2 separate regions of the Homo sapiens genome follow, and region 2 is linked to region 1. A link is a contact called in ENCODE Hi-C or POLR2A ChIA-PET data. All regions are on one chromosome and are shown on one strand. Each heading gives the region's core, a stretch centred on a gene start or an enhancer-like site at or near the end of the contact. The rest is flanking DNA. Distances are from core to core; before and after follow the strand shown. Region 1 has its middle 3.5 kb from the start of SNORA33. Region 2 overlaps LOC105378008 (a long non-coding RNA gene).

Evidence for each region. A loop is a pair of places that touch in the nucleus more often than their neighbours do. ChIA-PET counts read pairs that join two places held with the same protein, here RNA polymerase II (POLR2A).
Region 2: a map of astrocyte of the cerebellum shows a loop between it and region 1 (5-fold over the local background). The contact joins two enhancer-like sites. A Hi-C loop is called at or near these places in 2 of 168 maps with a recorded cell type or tissue (Caco-2 and astrocyte of the cerebellum). POLR2A ChIA-PET finds 5 or more read pairs at or near these places in 7 of 52 experiments (AG04450, H1, HEK293 and 4 more).

The regions. Positions count from the first base shown.
Region 1 is chr6:132,818,304-132,823,194 of GRCh38, forward strand. No RefSeq gene overlaps it. Among named protein-coding and RNA genes, the nearest start is that of SNORA33, 3.5 kb to the left of the region's middle. RefSeq lists enhancers at 1,196-1,245, 2,515-2,584. Within about 2 kb of position 2,447, at least 2 of the 41 ENCODE cell types and tissues checked have a DNase peak (open chromatin) inside an H3K27ac peak, as active enhancers do.
Region 2 is chr6:132,917,178-132,922,068 of GRCh38, forward strand. It overlaps LOC105378008 (a long non-coding RNA gene), which reads left to right. Exons shown (of 8, transcript XR_001744346.1): 3 at 2,478-2,797; 4 at 3,764-3,981. Among named protein-coding and RNA genes, the nearest start is that of SNORA33, 100 kb to the left of the region's middle. Within about 2 kb of position 2,479, at least 4 of the 41 ENCODE cell types and tissues checked have a DNase peak (open chromatin) inside an H3K27ac peak, as active enhancers do.

The DNA.
Region 1 (4,891 bases), core at 1,197-3,696:
TCCCTAGAAATCGCAGTGAGAGAAGCCATGGCTGGTGTTTGGTGTATTTTAAACTTGGATAAAGGTACCGTTAAAAGAATGTTGTGAGGCCATATACTTGGCCAATCCTGGTTTTGAAGACTATACCAAGGTTTTTCTTTGCGTCTTAAACCTTGATTGAGAATCTCCGAGTAGGGTCTCCCGTACTGGTTGGTTTGGTAGTTATAGCTAAAGCTGGTTGACCTTAGCATGGTAGTGACATTGAGTACCCTCATGGAAAGCAAGGAGCTCTGAGAGATTTTTTCTGAAGTGTGTATAACCTGGAACTGTGTGTTAACATTGAAATTGTCAACCTCATGTACTCTGGCTTTTCTGAGGAAAGTTCACTTTGAATTCTAGTTTCCTTGTATGACCAATCTATGTAGACATTTTTGAGTGCCTGTTGCATATTTTTTGGTGGAGATGGGGTTTCACCACATTGTCCAGGCTCAGATTTTTTTGTTTTGTTTTGGTGTTTCCATGTCCACTGTCATCTCAGCTGCAAAACACCAAAGTCAGAAGGAATGTTAATCTCCCAAGTTTTTTTGTTGTTTTTGTTTTGTTTTTTGAGACAGTCTTCACTCTGTCACCCAGGCTGGAGTGCAGTGGCACGATTTCAACTCATTGCAACCTCTGCCTCCAGAGTAGCTGGGATTACAGGCGCATGCCACCATGCCCAGCTAATTTTTGTATTTTTAGCAGAGATGGGGTTTCACCATGTTGGCCAGGCTGGTCTGGAGCTCCTGACCTCAGGTGTTGGATTGGCCTCCCAAAGTGCTGGGATTACAGGAATGAGCCACTGTACCTGGCCCCAAATCTAACCTTGAACTCTGCATCTTCCCTTACTGTTGCTCTGTGTTTGCTCCAAGTCATTAAAATGTCTCCATCCTCAGACTTTGTCGGTTTTCTGGCTGTTGTCCTCCAGCAGCTTCTGGTCAAATGCAGTGGCTCAATCACAGCCTTTTCCTGACCTCCAGGATTTTAAGTACTGTTGTGTTAGCATTTTGACCTTTACCACATTTCAGTTCTTTCTCTTATTCTGCCTGTGCTTTCAATTGTAATAGTTTCCAGAGTTCAGGTGAGCATGTTTGCTTCTCTGCAGCCTTCCTGAGACATTCTCCCACTCCCACAGCTTCCCCTGATTCCCAAGTCTATTTTGTTTTCTTTGATCAACTCTAAGCTGTACCAGACAATTTCCCAAGGAAGACCCACTTGCTCTTCAAATTTTGCGTGCCTTGAAGTGAACTTTACCATCACTAACATGTTTTTGTTAGAGGAAAAGAAAGCTGACTGTGTGGTATGCACCATACTGCATTCATTATCACTTGTTACTGCGTACCACTTTCCCAAGCCAAAGGCCTTGGCATCCTCAACTCCTACCTGCGCTGTATAGGTCTTACTACTGTCAGTCTCATCCAGATGATTTTCAAGACATGAGTCACTCCACTCCAGTTACTCATCCAGACTTCTGAGTTACAGTTATTGAAAAGTGATCATGTCCATCTCTTCATAACTTTGGTTTGTTCTGTTTGAAGTACCTCTACTTTTCTCCATCTAGATATCTCCTACTCATTCTTCAAAACTCAGTGCAAATGTAATGTCGGCTTCAGAGTGTGATTTGCCTGTGTAGCTTATATGGAATTCACTGGGGAGCCCACTGAAGCAAAAGTGCCAGGACAGAAGCAGATGTCTTCATTGTTTTATGGGGGAAAATTGTTTTATGACATTGGTTGCTGTGTGTGCTCAGAATCTTGTTGAGGACATCCCTCATGAACCCAAAAGGAGAGCTGTTTGAGCCTAGCACTTGATGTTTTCTTGCACCCATGGACAATGAGACTTGTGACTGCCTGTTTTCTTTGGCTGTAAGAGCCTCCAAATGAAAGACTCAATTTTCTTTCTGTTCTTTATTCTTTTTTTTTTTTTTTTTTTGCCTCATTGTGATTTTATTAGCGTATTCTATGTATTTCTGATAAACCACTTTAAATGCTTTAAAAAATGAATGAGAGGCCAAGCGCGATGGCTCACCCCTTAATCCCAGCACTTTGGGAGGCCAAGGCGGGCGGCTCACGAGATCAGGGAGTTTGAGACCAGCCTGGCCAACAGGGTGAAACCCTGTCTCTACTAAATACAAAAAATAGCTGGGTGTGGTGGTGGGTGCCTGTAATCCCAGCTACTCGGGAGGCTGAGGCAGGAGAATCATTTGAACCCCGGGACGTGGAGGTTGCAGTGAGACAAGATCGCGCCATTGCACTCCAGCCTGGGAGACAGGGCAAGACTCCATCTCAAAAAAAAAAAAAAACATCTAAAGAGAAATTGTAAAAAGGCTGTATTAGACTGCTGTTATAAACAAGTACTGTCAGTCTTTAACTGGATTGTTGAGGCAACAGAAGCATTACATAGACAGCTTATAAACCGTAGGAAAGTGTGGAAACATCTGCTAGGCTTACTGAGGACTAGCCCTTAATGGAGTTTGAATTTCTTTTTTTAAATGAGTTCGTTATTTAAAGAGTTGTGCTCAAGGACTATGTTAATCACAAGTACTCCTGAGAGCCACTGAGAGAGAAGAGACTATGTAGTCAAGGAATAAGGTCAGTAGCCATCACCACTCCAGGAAAAGGATGGGACAGGCTGATGGCAGAGAAGGGTACAGCATTGTCCTCCCAGCCAGGCATTTTCAGAAAGGTCAATCCATGTGCTAGAAGAACAACTTCAGCAGTAAGTCCTAGCAAAAGAGATGGCGTGGTTAAGGAGGTGACCTGGGGAGAGGCCACCAGACTCACTCAGGGCACCAGTCTGACTCACTGCTGGTGGCTTGGGATATAGAAGTATCGACACATCAGAATGTTCAGAAGGATTGGGACCAAGCCGATCCCAGGCAAAAATAAATCATGAGTTCCTTTTTGAAAACATGTTTTGACACTTCAAATATAACAGTACATCTCAATTCAAATTGCTTTATCATAAGTGAGATGTTTCAGCCAGCTCTTTTCCCAGAGTTTACAGATCATAATCTTAGTGTGTTGATAAGTTGTATTCAAATCTGGCTTTTGCTTGGGAAGGCTTACAAATACTGGGGAGGAGGATGAATCTTCCTCCTAAGGATTCTTCACCTATGTTGATGGGCAGTTTTCTAAGCTCTTCCCTACTTTGTGTAAAACATTCCTCAGAGTATTTTTTCTCCCCTTTTCCTCCTCCTCTTTCTTCCTTTCTTTTTTTTTTTTTTTGCTAAATGTTCAGTGACGGTCTTCATCACCACACTTTTAATTTGGCTTCCACAGTACCTTAGTTTTTGGAAGGAAATGTGCCAGAGAAGAGACAGAAGTGTCTTTTTGTTGTATTTTTCCATCTCTTTTGAGTTCGTTTTTTAAATATGAATTAACCAAACTGAGTGACAAAGATTGTGAAGATAGAAACCCTGGTGATCCTCCTGAGACCCTACCAATCAGTGAGGTTCTATTTGCCTTTCACTTTTTGATGATAAAGGGAGAGAAAAAAATTTTTGGTTTTTTTTTTGGTTTGTTTTTTGTTTTTTTTGAGACAGTCTCGCTGTGTCACCCAGGCTGGATTGCAGTGGCACAATCTCGGCTCACTGCAGCCTCCGCCTCCCGGGTTCAAGTGATTCTGCCTCAGCTTCCCAAGTAACTGGGACTACAGGCATGCGCCACCATGCCTGGCTAATTTTTGTATTTTTAGTAGAGACGGGGTTTCACCATATTGGCCAGGCTGGTCTCAAACTCCTGACCTCGTGATCCGCCTGCCTCGGCCTCCCAAAGTGCTGAGATTACAGGTGTGAGCCACTGTACCCAGCCAGGGAGAGAAAAAATCGTAAAGCATCAATTCAGAATGTTTTAGTTTAGAAAACCTTTATTAGGCCAATTTCAAATAAAAGAATAGGCATAGCTGTAAGTATATTCATCACAGAGCTACAATACTTTGTGTTGATGGAGAATTGAATAAAATATATGTTTACTTAATGGGATATTAGGGTGCCACTGAAATAGTATAGAAGGGCATTTGTTAATATACATGTTTTGAAAAGTAGTTGAACGTACAATAGGATAGCATTTTCTAGAAAAAGAAAAGGAGGAAATACTAAAATAATATAGAATATAAAGGGGCCGAGAGTGGTGGCTCATGCCTGTAATCCTAGCACTTTGGGAGGCCAAGGTGGGCGCGGATCACCTGAGGTCAGGAGTTCAAGACCAGCCTGGCCAACATGGTGAAACCCCATCTCTACCAAAAATACAAAAATTAGCTAGGCATGGTGGCAGGCGCCTGTAATCCCAGCTACTCGGGAGGCTGAGGTGGGAGAATCTCTTGAACCCAGGAGGCAGAGGTTGCAGTGAGCCAAGATCGCACATTGCGCTCCAGCCTGGGCAACAGAGGGAGACTCAGTCTCAAAAAAAAAAAAAAAAAAAAAAAAAAAAAAAAAAAAAAAAGAATATAAAGGTACATGCTGGCAGAGAAGACAGGTTGGAAGGGTATACATCAAGGTGTTAATGTTTCTAGGAAGGTTTTCCATTTGCTTGTTTTCTTTTTCCTCTAATCAACATGTATTGCTTTTGAAGTAAAATATTTATTTTTATTTTTTAAAGGAAAGTTTACTTGGAAGAAACCCAAGCAGGCACTGAGAAAGAAGGCCAAATGCCAATAAAACATTTTAAATTAAATGAAATAAAGATACAGTACATTCTTGGGGTTAATTTTGAGTGCCATTAATAATCTTTTTAAAAATTTATGTTTTGTGAATCAAGTGAGTTTATATACTTGTCTGTACTTTAAGTTGTAAAAACAAAACTGCTTAAAACGAATGAATTCATGCCTAGCCAGCAGAGGGCAGTAAGAAACTGATGCCAGCTGAGGGACAGGTCAG
Region 2 (4,891 bases), core at 1,229-3,728, 99 kb after region 1:
GGAGTTCGAGACTAGCCTGGCGAGCATGGTGAAACAATTAGTCAGGCATGGTGGCAGGTGCCTGTAATCCCAGCTACTTGGGAGGCTGAGACAGGAGAATCGCTTGAACCCAGGAAGTGGAGGTTGCAGTGAGCCAAGATTGCAGCACCTCATTCCAGCCTGGGAGACAGAGCTAGACTCCATCTCAAAAAAAATAAATAAATAATAAAAAAGTGATTGGTTGAGAAACCATTTCTGAAATGTTGTAATTGATGTACAGACCATCTCTACAGTCTCCTAATTTTGGGGAGATTTTAATTGCTGATCTTACCTTCCACTGTTACAACTCTTCTCTGTTCTATGAGCTTCCACCACCCACATTCCTATCTGGTGAGAGCCTAGAAGAACCAAATATAATGGTTCCCAGAAATCTGGGTGATGGTGTTAGTGATAGTGACCCATGTTTCTCCAACAATAACAATAACTTCATATCTGTTACCATGTTGGATTATTACCACAACCTCTTGAATTATGTGTGGTAGATATTAATGTCTCAGATTTATAGATGAAGAATTGGCACATAGGTAGGGTAAGTGATTCTGTGTTCTTTTGAAAGTTTTCTCATAGGTTTTACCATATATGTTTCTGTGAATTCAAGTCTACTGTGAAACGTACCTTTGCAAACCCACTCCTTCCCATTCTCCCCCATGTAAATAAATAGCACCTTCATCTAGCAGTTGCTTGAGTAAGAAACTTATGAGGTTTCCTTGAATTCTCTCTCTTCTTTCTCCCTACACCAAATCCATCAGCAAGTCCTGATTACTTTATTTCAAAAACGCAACCAGAATCTGTCCACTTCTTTTCATTGCAGGTATTTTTATCTATGTCATTTAGGACTAGCTCAGCCAGGACCTAGAACAGTATCTGGTATGTCATTAAGTCCTCAATAAATATTTGTAAAATGAATATTTCCACTATGATACTAGCAGTGATATTAAAAATATTTAGAAATATATATGGCAGGAACTTGGACCATCAGCAGGACTTCTGAAGTTCTTAAAGTTTCGTGCTCTGCCGGGTGCTAACACTTTGATCCCTGGGTCCTGAGGCAGTTTGGAAGTTCTGGGGGAAAGGATAAGATGGCTGAGACATCACTTAGGTATTACCTTTTCTCAAGTGTTAGGAGATACTTAATTTCTGTTAATGTGCTTATGAATTGAATGTCACAACAGAAAAAGGATTGTGTGTTCCTACATTTGGGAGATGAAGCCAACAATAGTTCACTAAATTTGAAGTATTTTTATAATTATGAACATATTAGGAAAGAAGCTAAAATACTTCTGTTATAATAAAGGCAAACTTTTACCCAAGCCAGGCAGTTTGGGAAATGCTGCTGAAAATGTATCCTCTCTCCAAGAAAAGTAACTTGAGTACTCATCTAATGACATTAAAAAAATTCCAACAGCCAATAATCACCTTGTAGCAATAGTATATAAGTGTGTATTTACCTGAGTAGTAACCAATTCTGATAAAGACTCCCTAGCCTACAAAAAAGATATTGATGTACAAAGACTAGGAATATAAATGCTTCATTAAAATAAAGAAGGAAACAGGAAGTCTGGTAAATTTTTGATACTATTTTAATTTTTAATCTATTTTATAAATTCTAAGTAGTGTCAGACAAGAGTGCATTATTGCTTCATAATTCAGTAGCTTTGTGATCTGTAGGCTGTTTACTACATCAGAAAAAAAAAGGATGGACAAGCAGAAAATCCTGTGAATCCTGAATTCTTATATTAATGTGAAAATATTACTACTCTGCTATTTGACTTGTCCTCGAATCCTTGGATTATTAATCAGTTTGAGAGGGTCCAGAGAGAGAGCCTTTCCTGTTGCAGATTTGCTTTGTCTGTTTCCGTCATCTGTATCAGATAGGAGTTAAGTTAGAAGTGAAACATGACATTCTGACAGTGAATCCAGCAGACAGATTCTTGGCTGCATTCTCTGCTACACTTGAACTTCTGCTAAGCATGTGATGAAAGAGTGTTTTCGACTGCACCAGCTGTGGAGAGGTTAATAAAACAAAAGAGGGGAAACAAAAGTGCTCACAGCAGAAAGCTTCTGGCTTTGCTGATTTTTCTGGTTACAAACAATATGTCAGAGAGCTGTAACTGCTGTGTTGGTTTGGGCTTTAAGCCATTTAAGACAAGTTGAGCTTCTGAATTAAAAGTTTAAAGAGAATAAATAAGCAGCACATCAGATGCAATGTTATGTATTTTGGTGCTGGAAATGGAAAGCTCTTACTTTGCCATAGACACTTGGAAATTAGGAAACTGGTGTGTATTTTGCTGGCATCCTTGATAGTTTCTCCCGTAAACAGAAACCTGCATAGGCTTTCAGATGTTTGAGATATGCAGAAGCAAAAGTGCTCTTGGCTTAGTGGACTGCAAGTAGTCTCTTATGCTCTCTCTCTCTCTTCCTGTGTCCAACTCCTCCAGCAAAGGACCATGGAATGTGGAACCTTGCCCAGCCTGCTGCTCAGGAGGCGATTGCTCAAGGCTGTCTTATGCAGAGGAGGTCAACAGTTGACCCATGAACCATTTAAACTGGAAGGAAGAATTAACCAATACCCTGAGAGATTGACTACAACTACTTTTTCCTGAAAGTTAGAGTGCAGAGTACAGGAGAGGAAGGCCATTTACTAATTTTCCTGCTTCCTTCACCAGTCCTCTACCTCTCCATACCTAAGGTCCTTCACTCAATATACTCAAGTCTTCTCTGCTATGTCTGCATTCCCACATGCCACGGCATATAAAAGGTAGGATAAGGAGTTCCATCACTTCACACAAGCATCTACCAGGAGGAGGAAAATAAAAACATTTTACCATCAACTTCGCCACTTGCTGTGAAACCGAAGGCTTGTTATATAAGCGTTTGGGGACATAATGAATGTGACTTACATATGTCATCTGGGAGACATGGTGTTTATATTTCTTGAGTTGAATTGGGGCAGAAAAATAATGGGCATCTAAAATGCTCAATAATTGAGAGAAACTTTAAAAGTTATTCCTCACCCTAGTTTGTCTAATATCTATCTTTATCATCTTATTTGTCAGTTCCTTGGGAAATTAAGAAATTTAGAAATTTCTACTGAAATAAAATGGATTGTTTTGGAGACTGTTTCTGAATAGTTGCAGAACTCCCCCAAAGTCCCAACACAAGTCTCATTCCTCGTTTCCTCCTGACCCCCAGTATTCTAGCTGATTCAAGTTCATGCCCACATCTTCTCTTCAGACGTGCAGTTCCTCAGAGAGTCTTCTTTGTGGCTCCTAGACTTATTATGTCAAGTACTGGAGCACCATGAACTTGCTAAGGAGCAAATGCACACGTGTTCTACACCAGAAGACAGTCAGATGCACTGATGTCTTGATTTATTGGGTTTGTAAATTTGGGTGTGATTAAGCACAGCACTGAGGAATCTGTCCTTTTAGACTGCGTTTACTGCAGGATAATGAATGTGATTTGATTTACACAAATGTGATCTGCGGAAAGGTTTGTTTAGGAGTACTCTAAGTCACAAACTGAGGTATATACTTCATATAAAGCATTAGTGAGGTCAAGGGAATAGTTGGGCAAAAGTGGGGAAGGTGTTGAGTTGGTTGGAACACTATGTGAGAAGCTAAGTTTCCCCAAATTTTGTTCAACATAAGCATACAATTATCAAATACCAATTTGATATCAAGACAATACTAATTTTTACTTCTTCTTTTCTCTCTGCCGCTAGCCTGTGAAGAAAAAACCAACACCTAGAATTTTTTCCATCCCTCACCTTTCCTTTGAGAACTCAACAACCCAAGCAACATGAACCTTTTCCCAAATACCATTTAGGAGAAGTCACTGGCAGTTTAAGAAACAGATTTTTTTAAAAAGTTCCAGGGTGAGACATCTTCCAACATAAACTTTAAATATCATTCTTAGCATCAAAGCAACAATATATTTAGTGTGAGTACTTATTTTTAATAAACTTGATTTTTTAGAGTTTATTTAAAAAATTTTTAGAATTTTATTTATTTTTGTGGTGTATATACTACATGTATGTATTTATGAGGTACTTAAGATGTTTTGATACAGGCATGCAATATGAAAAAAGCACATCATGGAGAATGGGGTATCCATCTCCTCAAGCATTTATCCTTTGAGTTACAAACAATCCAGTTAGGCTATTTATTTCAAAATGTATAATTAAGTTCTTAGTGAACTATAGTCACCCTATTGTGCTATCAAATTGTAGGTCTTATTCATCCTTTTTTTTTTTTTTTTTGAGATGGAGTCTTGCTCCATTGCCCAGGCTGGAGTGCAATGGCACGATCTTGGCTTACTGCAACCTCCTCCCTTGTTCAAGCGATTCTCCTGCCTCAGCCTCCAGAGAAGCTGGAATTATAGGTGTGCACCACCATCCCTGGCTAATTTTTGTATTTTTAGTAGAGACGAGGTTTCACCATGTTGGCAAGGCTGGTCTCGAACTCCTGACTTTAAGTGAGCCACCTGCCTCAGCCTCCCAAAGTGCTAGGATTACAGGTGTGAGCCAGTATGCCCAGCCCTTATTCATTCTTTCTATTTTCTTTTTTGTACCCATTAAGCATCCCCACCTCCCTGCCGGCCCTTCATTACCCTTCCTAGACTCTGGTAACCATCCTTCTACTCCTCTATGTTCATGAGTTCAGTTGTTTTGATTTTTGGATCCCACAAATAAGTGAGAACATGTGATGTTTGTCTTTCTGTGCCTGGCTTATTATCCTTAACATAATGATCTCCAGGACCATTGCAAATGACTGCATTTCATTCTCTTTTTATGGCTGAATAGTACTCCATTGTGTATAGGGATTACATTTTCTTTATCCATTCATCTGTT